Regions from separate parts of the Homo sapiens genome. Here region 2 is linked to region 1. Evidence: chromatin contacts called from ENCODE Hi-C data. All regions are on one chromosome and are shown on one strand. The core of a region is the stretch at or near the end of the contact, and the rest is flanking DNA. Distances in the headings are between cores, read along the strand shown.

Region 1 (6,963 bases), core at 2,740-5,239:
GATAAGAGTTTTTATAACATTAATGCTCTGATGTGCCAGACACTGTGCTAGGTGCTATGGATATACGCACAAAAAATGAGGAGCATGGTTTAGTAGGAAAGAGAGACCTACTCAGTACTTAAATGCAGTGTGATAAGTGCTATAGCCACTTTAAAAACATGTAAGTGGGACCAGATTATTCTACCTCATGAGATCCAATGTTGACACAGAGGGTAAGTGTCCACTTGTTTAACTTCCAAAGTCCATAAACTCCCTAAATCCCCAAAAGTCAAACACACTAAATACAACTGCATGGTCTTAGTTTATAAAGCAGTGTGTGAAATCATAATGGTTTGAAGTTTTGCTGAGATCTGGAACTGTAATTTATTTGGGAATCTGAACTAAGCATGACTTGGTGAAAGCATGAGGCCAGTGCCTTTGCCTTCCATTATTACCCACACTTCTTTTTTTTTGGTTTTCCTCCATTTCTCCATGCACAGGTAAAATCTTTTTGCTAAAATAGTGATGATCAAATGTCATATCTTCTTGTCTTACCAACTGTATTTAAGTCATGTTAGTGTACTTATTTTTTAACCACCACCACCTAAAAAAAAAAACAAAACCCCCTCAAAAGGGCATTTATTTGACCAAAACCACCTCAGAATCATAAATCCACTGATGTTTTACATAATTATAGTTTCCATTTTGGTGATGCATTTATTATCAACATTCAGATACAGGCTTCTGCATCCCGTTTTTATTCCAGAGCCACTGGAACTCAGCTTCTCCCACTATTCTATCTGACCTGCTCTTAGCAAACGCCACCTGGACCTTTTATCCTTCACAAACCCTTTTTACAGCCGGAGGATACAATCCAAACAAACAGCCATTACATCTCCATTGCCTCAACGGATAATGTGCAAGGCTGAAGCCCTCCAAATTGGATGACCTCAGTTCATTAAAACCTTGCATTACCCAGAAAACATATTCTTTGGCAACTTCCTCACAATTCTCCGTTATGACAGAAGTTAAAGCAGACCACCCTGTAATAATTGCTCCCACAGACAGCAAGTCAAAGTCCTTATCCTTATTCCAAGAGAGAGCATCTTCAATGAGGTAAATAGTTCTTGGAGGTGCTCCACTTGGAAGATGAATATATGTTCATCTCCATAAATTTAAAATGCAAGTTTTCAAAGAGTTCTGCTGGGTCTGATTTTCCAGGGTCCAAAATATCTCCAGACATCCCTTTTGTCTCACAGATAATTTCCACAGTAAGACAGTGGGCGTTCTGGGGGAGCTACAGAACACTCCCCTCATTCCCTCCTCCACCAGTACAACTCCACTTCCACTCCCCTGTTCCAAGATATTTGTAGCTATCACAAACCCGTCAGAGTCAAGAGTACAAGTGTTACCTACTCCAGACATACTGGTCTTTAACTGCCTAAACGTTCCTTGATCTTGAGTGGATCACTTATTTTATCTAGCTTTTCATTAGCTGACAATGAGTGGTAAACTTTAGGGGTAGAAACCTTTAGAGGCAACCATATAGATTCATCAGATCAGTTCCGGGATGGGGGCACTGATCAGTCTCTCCTGGTGGCCCTCCCAGCAGGAATCTCTACCATCACTATTTCTACCCTCTAATCATGGCACTTGTTTTCAAAGTTCTTACCAACATGCTCACCATTCTCATGCCAAAACTACTCATCTCCACTCCTACAAAGCCCAGCAGAAGGCAACAGCTGGCAGTGTTTCTGCTGCCCTCTCTTCTGGAAGTTCTCCATCTTCCAGAAGATGGGTTGACACAGAGGGTAAGCGTCCACTTGTTTAACTTCCAAAGTCCATAAACTCCCTAAATCCCCAAAAGTCAAACACACTAAATACTATTGCATGGTCTTAGTTTATAAAGCAGTGTGTGAAATCATAATGGGATAACTGATATACAATCCAAATATCACTATCTTTAACCTAATTATCTATATCATCCTAACAACTACTGCATTCCTGACACTCAACCTAAATTCAAGCACCACAACCTTATTACCATCTCGCGCCTGAAACAAATTAACATGATTAACATCCCTAATCCTATCAATTTTACTATCCCTAGTAAATCCCATTATGATTTCACACACTGGTCCAGGGCTCCCTCACGCACCAGCAGGGCTTCTGGCTGACTACAAGGAACAGAGGTTGGAGCTTCATATGCTGAAGTGCCTTGGATGGAGAGTTCTTTCCTATTTTTTCTGGAGTCTTTTTTCCATCACTTTTTACATAATCGGCAACAAAGCCCTTTGGGGCCTCAGCACTTTCCCAGTTCCCCAGCCATCCCTCAGTTAACTGCCAATAAAAATTACAATCTCACTAACGCTAGTGAGAATTTAATGAACTAGGTAAATTAAATTTTACCTAGTTCAATTCACCTAGTTTACCTAGTTCAGGGCCCGCCCCTCCACCACTCATTTTATGACTCCAAATTATCCAAACTGCTCTGGAAGGCATCAATAAAGTTGTTAGCTCCTTGACTATTTTCAGCTCTGGAAAAACAATCTGGAGGAACAATCCAAGGTAAAATTATATCCACTCAAAGTACAATCATTAAAAGCAGGCTACCTGGCAACATAGAAAATTTTGCCTCGGGAAAAAAAAAAAAAGGCTAGAAAAGAAATACTTTACAACTACAATCGCTGACGCATTAGTATGATGGGGCCCTTCAAGCAGTAATACCACCATCAAGTACGATTTATACTTCGTGATGTCCTAGATGGTTTGATTTTTTGCAGTAGTAGAAGAAAACAGCATCGGGCTAAATCTCTCATCCCCACAAGACTCAATAAAACCTGTCAAATGAAATACAAATACATATTCACAAAATATTTCCTACTAGAAATTCTCAGAGTTTTGTACCCAAGTCATTAAGCACCTATTTATGGATCCTATGGAAAGGGGGGCGGTTCGCACACTTATCATTTAATCCCCATAATAACTCTGAGAGGAGGTATCATGGCCTTAATTTTGCATATGAAGAAACAGCTATTTCAACATAATAAGTCACTATCCAAGGTCATACAGGGGTGTCACAGCAAAGACTCACATCCAGCCTTTTGACTGGTGTTCATTGTTCTTCTCAGTGTTTTCTTAGTTCCTTAAACCCAAACTAAGCGTCACCATTAACACTATTTCCAGAAACCAATTTTCTGTCATATCAAACTGATGCGATCACAGTTGTCACTTGATATTCGAGACTTTCCCTGTTGTGGGCTACCCCAGATCCTACTAATAATGATCACCCTGCTTTTCGAATGTGAAATGCACGTTATTAAAATATTTTCACGAAATCGTAAGATGGCCAAAGTTTTGCATAACAATGTCACAAAAAGGAAGAGGGCAAGGAGGCTAGCTGTGCCCCCCAAGGCCCCGTGGGGCCGACTCGGCTCTTTCACAGGGCCACGTGGGAAACGTGAGTATCTTAAAGGTCGCGGTGGTGGCTGTGCTCAGTTTCGGGGTCACAGAGGCCCACGCTCCGCGGACCGGGGTCGGAAGGCGCCGTGGGCTTCCCGCGGCCAGTCTTCGAAGCCCCTCCACGCCCGCAGGCCTCACCTTGAGTGTCTCGTAGGCGGTTGCCACCAGCAGGAAAGCCTCCTCGGCGCTCTGCGGCGTCCGCCCGGGGCCCTCGTCTCCGGGCTGGGGCCGGTAGCGGTCAGGGTGGTAGCGCCGGGCCAGCTGGCGGTAGGCCCGCGCGATCTCCGCCTTGCCCGCCGAGCGGCTCACGCCCAGCACCTCGTAGCAGTCCCGCGTGCCGCAGTAGAGCCCCTCCACCAGGGCCCCCGCGGGCCGCACCAGCAGCAGCGCCGGCAGCAGGGGCGCCAGCAGCATCCACCAGCGCCGGCCGGCAGCCCCGGCTCCCCAGCCGGGAGAGAGCAGCGGCGCCCCCATCCCCAGCCTCGCTGGCGGCTCTGCCACCCCAGCGATTCTGCAGCACTCAGCCGCGCGCCCGGCTAGTCCCGTCTGGCCCCAGCTACACGTCAGCAGCCGACGCCTCCGCGCAGGCGCACAGGGCGCGGCTACAGCAACTACTTCCTTCGCAACCCGTTGGTAGGGAGAAGGACGCCTCAGCCACTAGGCTGCTTCCGGTGTGTCACTGAACACCTTCCCCGTACCAGCAGCTGGAGGATTTGTTTGGTAGCACCTGGGGGATGGCTCTGTCCCGGGCGCACTTAGGCGGGCTGTGCGGAGCGCTTTACCTTCCACAGTGTCCGGCACACGCATCCTTTTCGACATCATCACTTGACCTGCTGCAATAGGTAACCTACCTGGCTCTCTCGCATCCCGTTATCAGCGTCAAGAAGATTTGCACGTAGGCCTTTAAAGCCAGCCACCAGCCCCGGGCGCCTTCCTCTCACTAACCCCATGCTGCCTTTCCAAACGGAAGATGAACTTAGCAATTCTAGGCGCTGCCTGTGTACTAGGTAGGGACCCTGAAAGTTCATAGCCATCTAGTTCAGTTTTTCTCAGCCTCCACGCTATTGACATTTTAGACCAGATAATTCTTTGCCTTTGAGGGGCTGCCCTTTGCATTGTAAGATGTTTAGCAGCATATCTGGCCTCTCCACACTAAATGCCAGTAGTGCCACCACCCCCAGTCATGACAATAAAAAATCTCTGTACGCGGGTCTGTGCGTCCACCTTGGGCTGCGCGTTCCCGGGACAACCTGCTGGAAGGATCAAGCGATCCTTCCAAAATGCTAGGATTACAGGCGTGAGCCACCGTGCCCGGCCTACATTTGAATTTCAGATAATAATTTTTTAGTATAAGTATGTCCAAAATATTGCATGGGACTATATGGCAACATGAAAAACTTTGCCTCAAAAAATCTGTTTCTATCATTCATCTGGTAAATGTTTATTGAGTCTCTACTCTGAGCCGGGCACTGTTACTTAGGCACTGGGGATACAGTGGTGAGCAAAGTAAACAAGAAGCTCAACTTCAGAGAGCATATATTCTGATGGAGGATGACAGTCAGTAACAAATAAATAAACGTTCAGATATAATCAACTCTTTTAATAAAGTGAAATCAAATACTGATACATAGCATTATATACTTATAATACATAATGAATATACATTATAATTTTGTATTTCTCATTGAATAAATATATATCTCTCATTACATATATCTCCCTCATTACATATATAATATATATAATCTCATTACACATATATGTCTCTGTCATTACATATATAACATATATGTGTCTATTTTTCACCTCAGCCCACTAAATATTGCATGGGACTATATAGCAACATATACAGTTATATATGTAATGAGAGAGATACATGTATATGTAATGAGATACAAAAGTTATATATATAATAACAATTTTGTGTATCATATATGCTTATTTACATTTGTATCTCATATATGTTTATATATGCTTATATATGGCTTATATATATGCTTATATATATATATAATGAGAAAGATAAAATGAATGGAAACACATGGGAGGGTCTCCTGAAATTATTAGGATCGGGATCAATTACAAGCATCAATTCCAGTAGGAGCTGACAGCTAAACTGACTTTGGAGGACGAATAGAGAATGGCTTGAAGGATGTGAATTAGAGAGGAGTTTGGGGACAAGGGAGTGTGAAATAAGTACCAAGAAGAGAAACGAGCCATGGGCAAGAAAAAAATAATAATAAAGCTTTTCAAAAAATGAAAGACAACCTATATGACTAGGAGTAGAGGTAAGGAGTGTAGGAGATGAAACTGGAGAAAGCCAAGTTGCAAAGGGTCATTTTATCCCATGTCAAAGAAGTTGTTCCTTATCTTAAGAGCAATGGAAAGGCCAATATGGGGTCTTTGAGCAAAAAGTGACACCTTCGGATTGACATTTCAGAACCATTACTCTGCCTGGGAAAATGAGTTGGGATGTATCAGGAAGACCATTAGGAGACAGTTATGAGTCCAAGTAGCCTGTAATCCCAGCACTTTGGGAGGCCGAAGTGGGTGGATCATCTGAGGTCAGGAGTTCAAGACCAGCCTAGCCAACATGGTGAAACCCCATCTCTACTAAAAACACAAAAATTAGCCAGGCATGGTGGCAGGCACCTGTAATCCCAGCTACTCAGGAGGCTGAGCCTGGGAGAATTGCTTGAACCCAGGAGGCAGAGGTTGCAGTGAGCCGAGATCACACCATTGCACTCCAGCCTGGGCGACAGAGCAAGACTCTGTCTCAAAGGAAAAAAAAAAAAAAAAGTCCAAGTAACAGATGCTACAGGTCTATTTCTAGGTAGTGGCTCTGGGAAAGGAAAAGAAATAGAAAAAAGTTAAAATATATTTATGCAGCAAAATGGACAGTATTTAGTCGTTGGCTCTGGAAGAGTGAAGGAGATGAGTGAGTCATGATAATGCCCAGGTTCCCAGTTTGGGCAACCAGGTACCACTCTGGAAACAGGGAACACAGAAGTAAAGTAGACTTATGGAGTAGAATGGGGCATTTGCTTGAAACATGTTGTGTTGTAGATGCCAACCATCTCCACATTGGATCATGTCGTTTCCAAATTTGAAACCTTTGAGGATTCTCATTGACCCTTGCCTCCCGTGAGGCCTTTCAGATATGCAGCTTACCCAGTCCATTTCCTCCATGCAAGCTCCTCTTATAGATGCTCACTGCTACTTGTTCAGGGCTCTTCTTCCCAAATTGAAGAAGTTCCCACGCTGCCTTCAGATAGAGGAAATTTCCCATATTGCAAATTTGGCGATGTAACTTTTACTCAACTTTCCCCTCAGATTAGATTAGAGTTCAAACCCCTGAGTGCTATGGTTTGAATGGATGTGCCTGCTGGGATTACAGGCATGAGCCACCGCGCCCGGCTTCTACAATAAATTTTAAAATTTACTGGGTGCACTGGCTTGCACCTGTAGTCCCAACTGCTTGGGAGGCCGAGGTGGGAGGATTGCTTAATCCTGGGAGTTTGA
Region 2 (6,963 bases), core at 1,802-4,301, 1.2 Mb before region 1:
AAAATATATAGTAGGTAACTCTAGGCATTAGGAGGAAAAATAAAACAGGAATGGAAGGAAAGTACCAAGGGTTTGGGGAAGGCAAAATCATACATAGGGTGCCCAAGGAGGGCCTCACACTCACAAGATGACTTTTAATTACAGACATGGAATAAATTCCTCTCGGACACTTATTTTTTAAAACATTAGAACATTTTGTTGTGATTTCAAGTGGTCCTAATAACCTGGAACTTTACTATCTCTCTTTTCCAATGAAGAGAAGACAGATGATTCTTTAACAAATAAATTACAAGGAAAAATAAATGGACAAAGAAGGATTTTTTAATATTTAAGAAACATACCAATCAATGTACAGATCCTGTTTGGATCTCAATTTGGAAAAAGAAACAGAAACTGTGTCTGAGACAAACTGGGGAAATTTGAACACTAACTGGATATTTAAACATAATTAGGTAGTCCTTTTTAAAAAAAAAAAAAAAAGAATGCTTGTATTTTAGAGATATGTACTAAACGTTTCTGTATGAAATAATATGATTCCAGGATTTGTGTAAAATTAAACCACAGGGTGGGAGTTGGGAGCAGCGTGACAGAGAGACAGAACCAGATGAGTCATGAGTGGGCAACTGCTGATGCTGGCTGGGATATGCGCGGGACGGCTGGGATACGCACGGGACGGCTGGGATACATGTGGGTTTATTGTTATCATTCTATTTTGTGATATGTTTGAATTTTTCTATAATAAAAAGGCTAAACAATAGAAACACAATATCTGTCATCCAAATATAACAAATTAATAACAGTCATTAAGAGGTCTATAGTTATGTCATCCACGAAATACTAATCAAACAGCCTTTATCTACAATGACAAAATGTTTGGAAGAGTTGGATGACAGATGCATCCTGTGGTTTGGCTTTCAACATCTGCACTGGATTTGTCCCAAAAAAGACCACAGTGGCATCTACGGGAAAGCACAGCATCCCTTCCCCACCCTCAGACTCATGCACATGTCTGACCCTGGCAAGGCTGTGGGCTCACAAACTATGGGAGGGGAAAAGGCAGAAAAGGAGCCCCAGCGCCAAAGGTCAGCAGCTACCAAAAAGCCTCTTCAAGCCCACCAAGTTTTTCAGCTTCAAAGCTTTGTGGAAGAGGGGAGCTAGGATGCAGGGCTGGAAGAGGATACCAAAGCAGCAGGAGCAGCTCACCCCCCACAGAGAACTGCAGGATGGGATGGTTCATATTCCTGTAGGCCAGGGCTGACGACCCAAGACCCAAGTGGAATTCATGTAGAGTAATGGGTGTTCAGTAATAAAGAACAAATGAGAATAAAAATAAAATACGCACGTAGCCCTGTGGCTTAGGGTAGCCCTCTAGAAGGGCACTTTCCTGCAGGCAGGAAAATGAGTCTGATCTGGTACTGGTGATATCACTAGCTCTGGTTAAATGACTGAGTTCAGGTTACCCCTTTCAACATGCTCCTTTTACATATTCATTCTATGGAAACCAGGACCACCTGCGAGTTAGATGTCCTGGGGCAATGTTGGTAACACTGAAACCACACATTATCCCCTCATTTTAAAATATATTTTTACACAAAATTTGGAAAATTTAAAGGAGGGGGAGAAGTCATACATAATCTCATCACACAGACACAATCAGTGATACATTATTTCTTCCCTTCTGGTCTTTTTCCTTGAATGGCTTCTTTGATGCTTCCCATTTCTCTGTTTCTCTGCCTGCACACCTGTTATTCAGATGGTCTAATCCTCTAATTTTCATATTTTTTTCTCCAATTCTCTTTTGGTTTCTTTTCATATGTGACTTGCTTAACTTTTTCTTCTAACTCTTCTATTAATTTTTTTATTCCTATTATGGTTTTAATTTCCAAGAGCTCTTTGTTCTCTGAATTTTTAAAAATTACTGTTTTATGGCTGTGATATCTTCTCTTTTGGAAAATATTAACATTTTTTTCTGGAAATTTTCTTCCCCATCAGTGTTTCATTCAATAGGTTTTTCTTCTTTGTTTTACTTCTGATATTCATATTCAAATCTTCCCTTACATATCTGGTGACCCTTGTCTGTCCACTCATCCAAGAGGGAAACTCCATGGAAATGGATTGAAAGCTCTCTGCACAGAGGGCTTGTTGACATTCTCCATAGGAGACTCGGCTGGGTCCTTTCATTGAGGGACCACCCTGGTTCTCCATCGCCAGCCAATATCAGTATCTGTGGGTCACTTCTCTTGGCCCGTCCAGATTTTCTAGAAAAGGCTCTTTTCCTCCTTGCATGGAAGATCTAAGGCTGAGAGTCAAGCAGGAGAAGAGTCTCAACATCACTAATCTTTCACTGAACACCCTCAAGTGTGCCTAGAGTCTCTTGCTCCACAGAGGCCCCCTCCAGAGAATCGACCCCCAGTTCTGCCAAAGTGGAGAAGGAAGTGGCCCCTGTGTGAGCAGGGAGGAGAGGATCAGAAGCTAGAATTCTTAAACAGACTCTAGATTTATTCTTCTCTTCAGCTCTACCTCAGTCCCAGAGGGGCGTGGTGCTGCCAACTCTTGACCTTTTTGGAGGGTTCCGCGGTGTAAACCAGGTGGCTTCTCAGTTTTTTCCCCCACAGTCGGTTTCAAAATCAGCTTGAGTCATTTAAAGTACTTATTAACTCTCAATCCGTTCCCAAAATTGTACTGCTATTGCCTCCTTGCCTGTTGCTCTTGTCTGTGGGCTTGTGACTTTTTTCAAAATCGTTTTAGTGTCATTTTGGTGAAGTTTAAATGTGTATTCAGTCTGCCATTACTGGGAATCTCAGAGTTCTCATTTTAATATTTTTCTTATTTTTTTAAAGCCTTTGAAATCAGGCATATTTCACATCCTGCTTCTTCACATTATTTTAGCTGCAAGAAATTAGCCACTCTGTATAATCTCTTTTGTTCAGGAAAGGGGACATTTTTTCCCTGACAAATCAATCTTCCAGAAAACTCTTCATTTCAGTTTTGGAAAGGCACCGGAAATGGCCAACCTAAAGCACCAACTGTTCGCGTTCCCGGAGTTTGACTCATTGGCGCCACCTTGTGGCCCTGTGGGGAAGGGGCGGGCAGGCTGAAGAAACCGCCTGACAATTTAAATTGGCTTTTGAAAAGGACTAACCCGGAATGTTGTAGAAGTTATCTCCAACTGGAAGAAAAACTTTGTCTTTAAGCCAAAACTTATGCATCCACATTTCACACTTGTAATCTCGATCACCAACGATGTCTATATTATTAAATCCAACAGATATATTTTGCCCCCTTCTTAAAACATTTATCTTGGCTTCGTGGAGGCAATCCTCTTCTTCCCTCCTGCCACACCAACCCTTCCTTTGTGGGCTCCTTTGCTACTTGTTCTTTCGTCTTAAGGTGATAGATCAATAAATATTACCATGCCACAGGCGCAGGCCTTCACACTCTACGCACCTCAATCACATCTCCTCATACAATCTCCATCGGTCTCAGAGATTTAAACACCATTCATACACTAATGACTCCCAAATTTCTATTCCCACTCTAGACTAACTCAAAACCAACTGCCATGACATCTCCACTTTAATGATTAGGAGGCATTCTGAATTCCACATGCCCAAAATAGTGGACTCCCAACTGCTCCACCTGTTCCTCCCTGGACCCTCCCCGTCCCAATAAACAGTACTGCGATCCACCCAGCTGCTAAAGCCAAAAACCCCAATTCCTTTCTTATTTTGCATCACTACAGCAGCAAGTGCCATTGGCCCATCATCCAAAATATACCCCAAATCCACCCACGTCTCTACCACTGCAGTCCAGGCTCCACCACCTAGTTTTCTGCCCTTGGCTCCCTGTGACAGCCTTCTGAACGGCCTTCCCAATCACCACTCTCATCCTCTACAATCTAGTCTCCATACTGTAGCACTAGTTGTCTTCTTAAAGTGAAAATCACATCCTGTCATCCCCCTGCATAAAACCAAATGGCTTCTCTTCTAGTCCTTAGAATAAAGTCCAGACTCTTACCAGCCTTTAAGATGGTCTTTAAGACGCTACTGCATTTGGGAGGCCAACGTGGGTGGATCATGAGGTCAGGAGTTCGAGACCAGCCTCACCAACATGGTGAAACCCCGTCTTTACTAAAAATACAAAAATTAGCCGGGCGTGGTGGTGCGCACCTGTAATCCCAGCTACTCAGGAGGCTAAGGCAGGAGAATCGCTTGAAGCGGGAAGTGGAGGTTGCAGTGAGCTGAGATCACGCAGCCTGGGCAACAGAGTGAGACTCTGTCTAAAAAAAAAAAAAAAAAAAGCTACTGCAGGACCAGGCTCCTACCTCTCTTTGACCTCACCGCTTACCACTTACTCCTTTGCTCACCAGGTTCCACTCCCCAGCCTTTCTGATCTGCAAAGACTCTGAGCTCATTTCAGCTTTCGGACTTTGCACTGGCTGCTCCCCTCTGCCTAAAATGCTCCATCCTCCGACCCTTGCGCAGCTCACTCCCATATGTCTTCCAAGTCTCCAGCCACAGCCTTTTCCATGTGGCTTTCCCTTACAACCTACTCTTACTTCAGACCCTCACCCCACCCCAGTCATTCACCAAGACCCCTGAGATAAGCATGCGTATTGACATAGATAAACCTCTTAAAAATAAGATGTACAATGTGCAATCATTGTATATTTGTAAGTGTCGCAAATTTACCAAATTGTCCGATTCAATTACATGCTTGCTGACCACCTTCTATGGATAAGGCAGTGTGGGAAATAAGACAGTCCTGCCCAAACCTTCAGGAATAAAGCTTCTCCAACATTTGGCCTAGTCATGACAATGCTAATACTCAAAAGGCACTGCCAGAAAAGTGGTGAGGACTTCAAGAGGGCCTCTTTCAACCCATCACTACCCTAATTTCATTATACACACACAGTTTATAGGATGTGAAATCCTATGTAAGGGCTCACCTGTGGATGTCTGCGAGGTATTTAACTTGAGTCTGGGCTTAAGGGTAACTAACCTTTTGTACCTTCCTGTCCCCGCACACATATCCTTGTGACACATGCCTTCAACCGTCTTTCTAGTACAAGCTGTTCTCATTGTTCACTGCTTAAACTCACATTGTTCCATTTGTTCCGAGTGCCTTGATAATGACCCTATTTTTCTATGCTCTCTACCTCCAAAGGGAACAGAACATACCTAGCCACAATTGTCCTGAAAGAGATACAGTTGGAGGCCAGGCTTGAAAAGCCTAAAGTCACCTAGTTTGCCTCTTGGCAAGTAGTAAACACACAGCTACAAGCTGATTGGTCACTAAGGAGTATAGTCCTGTGGCCATGCAACAGAGAAAAGATTTACTCACAAGGGTCTGTTTCTTCGTGTCAACAATGAGCAAATGAGAAAGATGATCCTAAAGGCCCTTTCGAACTCAGAGAGGAACCCCCACCACAGCTCCATCAGGACAGGACTTTTCCCTGGCATTTTCCCATCCAGGGAGGGACCAGCCATCCACCATTTCAAATTCCTAAGGCACAGGCCACTACTTCCAAATGATGAGGACAAACACTCACCATTAGGTTCCCTCAAGGCCATGATGAAGATAGACTGACAGAACCTCACCACACCAGTAACTCCTCACCAAAACCAACCCAGGACTTTCTCAGCTCTGAGGACCATTCAGCAGCTGATGAAGAACGGGCCACAGGCCTGATGTGGGGGCTCACGCCTGTAATCCCAGCATTTTGGGAGGCCAGGGCAGGCAGATCACTTGAGGTCAGGAGTTTGAGACCAGCCTGGCCAACGTCGTGAAACCTGTGTCTATTAAAAACACAAAAATTAGCCAGGCGTGGTGATGTGCACCTCTAATCCCAGCTACTCGGGAGCCTGAGGCAGGAGAATCACTTGAACCCGGGAGGTGGAGGTTGCAGTGAGCCAAGATCGTGCCACTGCACTCCAGCCTGGGCGACAGAGCAAGAGTCCATCTCCAAAAAATAAAGAACAGGCCACAGCCAGGCCTGTGGCAAGTCCTCTGCTCCACGCTTAGTTTCCATACTGCACAGCAAAGTCTGCCCTACTTAAGTTTCAAAAATCAGAAAGCCATTTTGGAAATGGAACTATATGACTCTCTCGGAGGAAGAAAATATACTTAAAAATTCTTACAGAGCAGCAATGTGAAAAGGTGGGCAAGCCACTTAAGACATCTATCATTCTCCTGGTGTCTTTAGTCCCAGCCACACAGACCCTGATAATCCCAGACACAGTCTTTGCTTTGCCATCCAATCACTCCTATCGTGCCCAGGGCACTCTGCAGAGACATTTTCCTGGTGAAAAGTGGAGGAGCAGTGGCCCTGTTTCTTATTAATTGGACTCAGCTCAGCTACTATCGGGGATAGAGCTTGGGTTTCAGAGACTGCCAGTCCACACTTCCTCTTTTCCATGCCCTTCCCCAGACAAGACTGTGTACAATCAATCCCATTCACTCAGCCTGATTGACCTGATTTTTCAGGCTCAGTAAACAAGAAACTCCATACATATGCCCCACACATGGGGGGTAAAGAAAGAGCAAACAAATGTTTCTTTGATGTCTAACTTAAATTACACAAGCTATGTCTCCCAGTGTAATGTTTTATAGATGCCAGATAAATCCTTGCTATATGACATTTTTAAATCGTGCTTCAAATACAAATATATACTAAGTACTAACATACTTGCCACAGGAAAAAAAACAGAGTAATTTGTACTATAGTATCCCAGTGCTGTGTATGCATTGGATTTTTCATCTGGCAAGGTTAAGAGAATATTTGATGAAGGGTGTGTATACATAAGAGACAAATCCACGGACACTCCAGGAATTGTAAAAACTTATTTTTAAGAACAGATACCAGGGCTAGGTGCAGTGGCTCACGCCTGTAATCCCAGCACTTTGGGAGGCCGAGGCGGGCGGATCACGAGGTCAGGAGATCGAGACCATCCTGGCTGACAC

What was found. A loop is a pair of places that touch in the nucleus more often than their neighbours do. Pooled maps may share reads with other maps.
Region 2: a loop to region 1 is called in a pooled map, with 2.5 times the contacts of the local background. The contact joins the enhancer-like site here to the promoter of DNAJC25-GNG10 in region 1. A Hi-C loop is called at or near these places in 2 of 50 pooled maps.

Annotation. Positions count from the first base shown.
Region 1 is chr9:111,628,360-111,635,322 of GRCh38, reverse strand. It overlaps DNAJC25-GNG10 (DNAJC25-GNG10 readthrough), which reads right to left and starts at 3,989. Exons shown (of 3, transcript NM_004125.4): 1 at 3,580-3,989. The coding sequence starts at 3,915. It overlaps DNAJC25 (DnaJ heat shock protein family (Hsp40) member C25), which reads right to left and starts at 3,989. Exons shown (of 4, transcript NM_001015882.3): 1 at 3,580-3,989. The coding sequence starts at 3,915. LOC107987116 (a long non-coding RNA gene) reads left to right here and starts at 4,120. Exons shown (of 2, transcript XR_001746897.2): 1 at 4,120-4,283. RefSeq lists a cis regulatory region at 199-210, enhancers at 132-276, 3,256-3,305, 4,036-4,125 and a silencer at 3,656-3,945.
Region 2 is chr9:112,840,964-112,847,926 of GRCh38, reverse strand. The region is part of intron 6 of SNX30 (sorting nexin family member 30); the gene reads right to left. Among named protein-coding and RNA genes, the nearest start is that of SLC46A2, 46 kb to the left of the region's middle. RefSeq lists enhancers at 627-1,127, 1,148-1,701 and a silencer at 3,033-3,142. Within about 2 kb of position 3,051, at least 3 of the 41 ENCODE cell types and tissues checked have a DNase peak (open chromatin) inside an H3K27ac peak, as active enhancers do.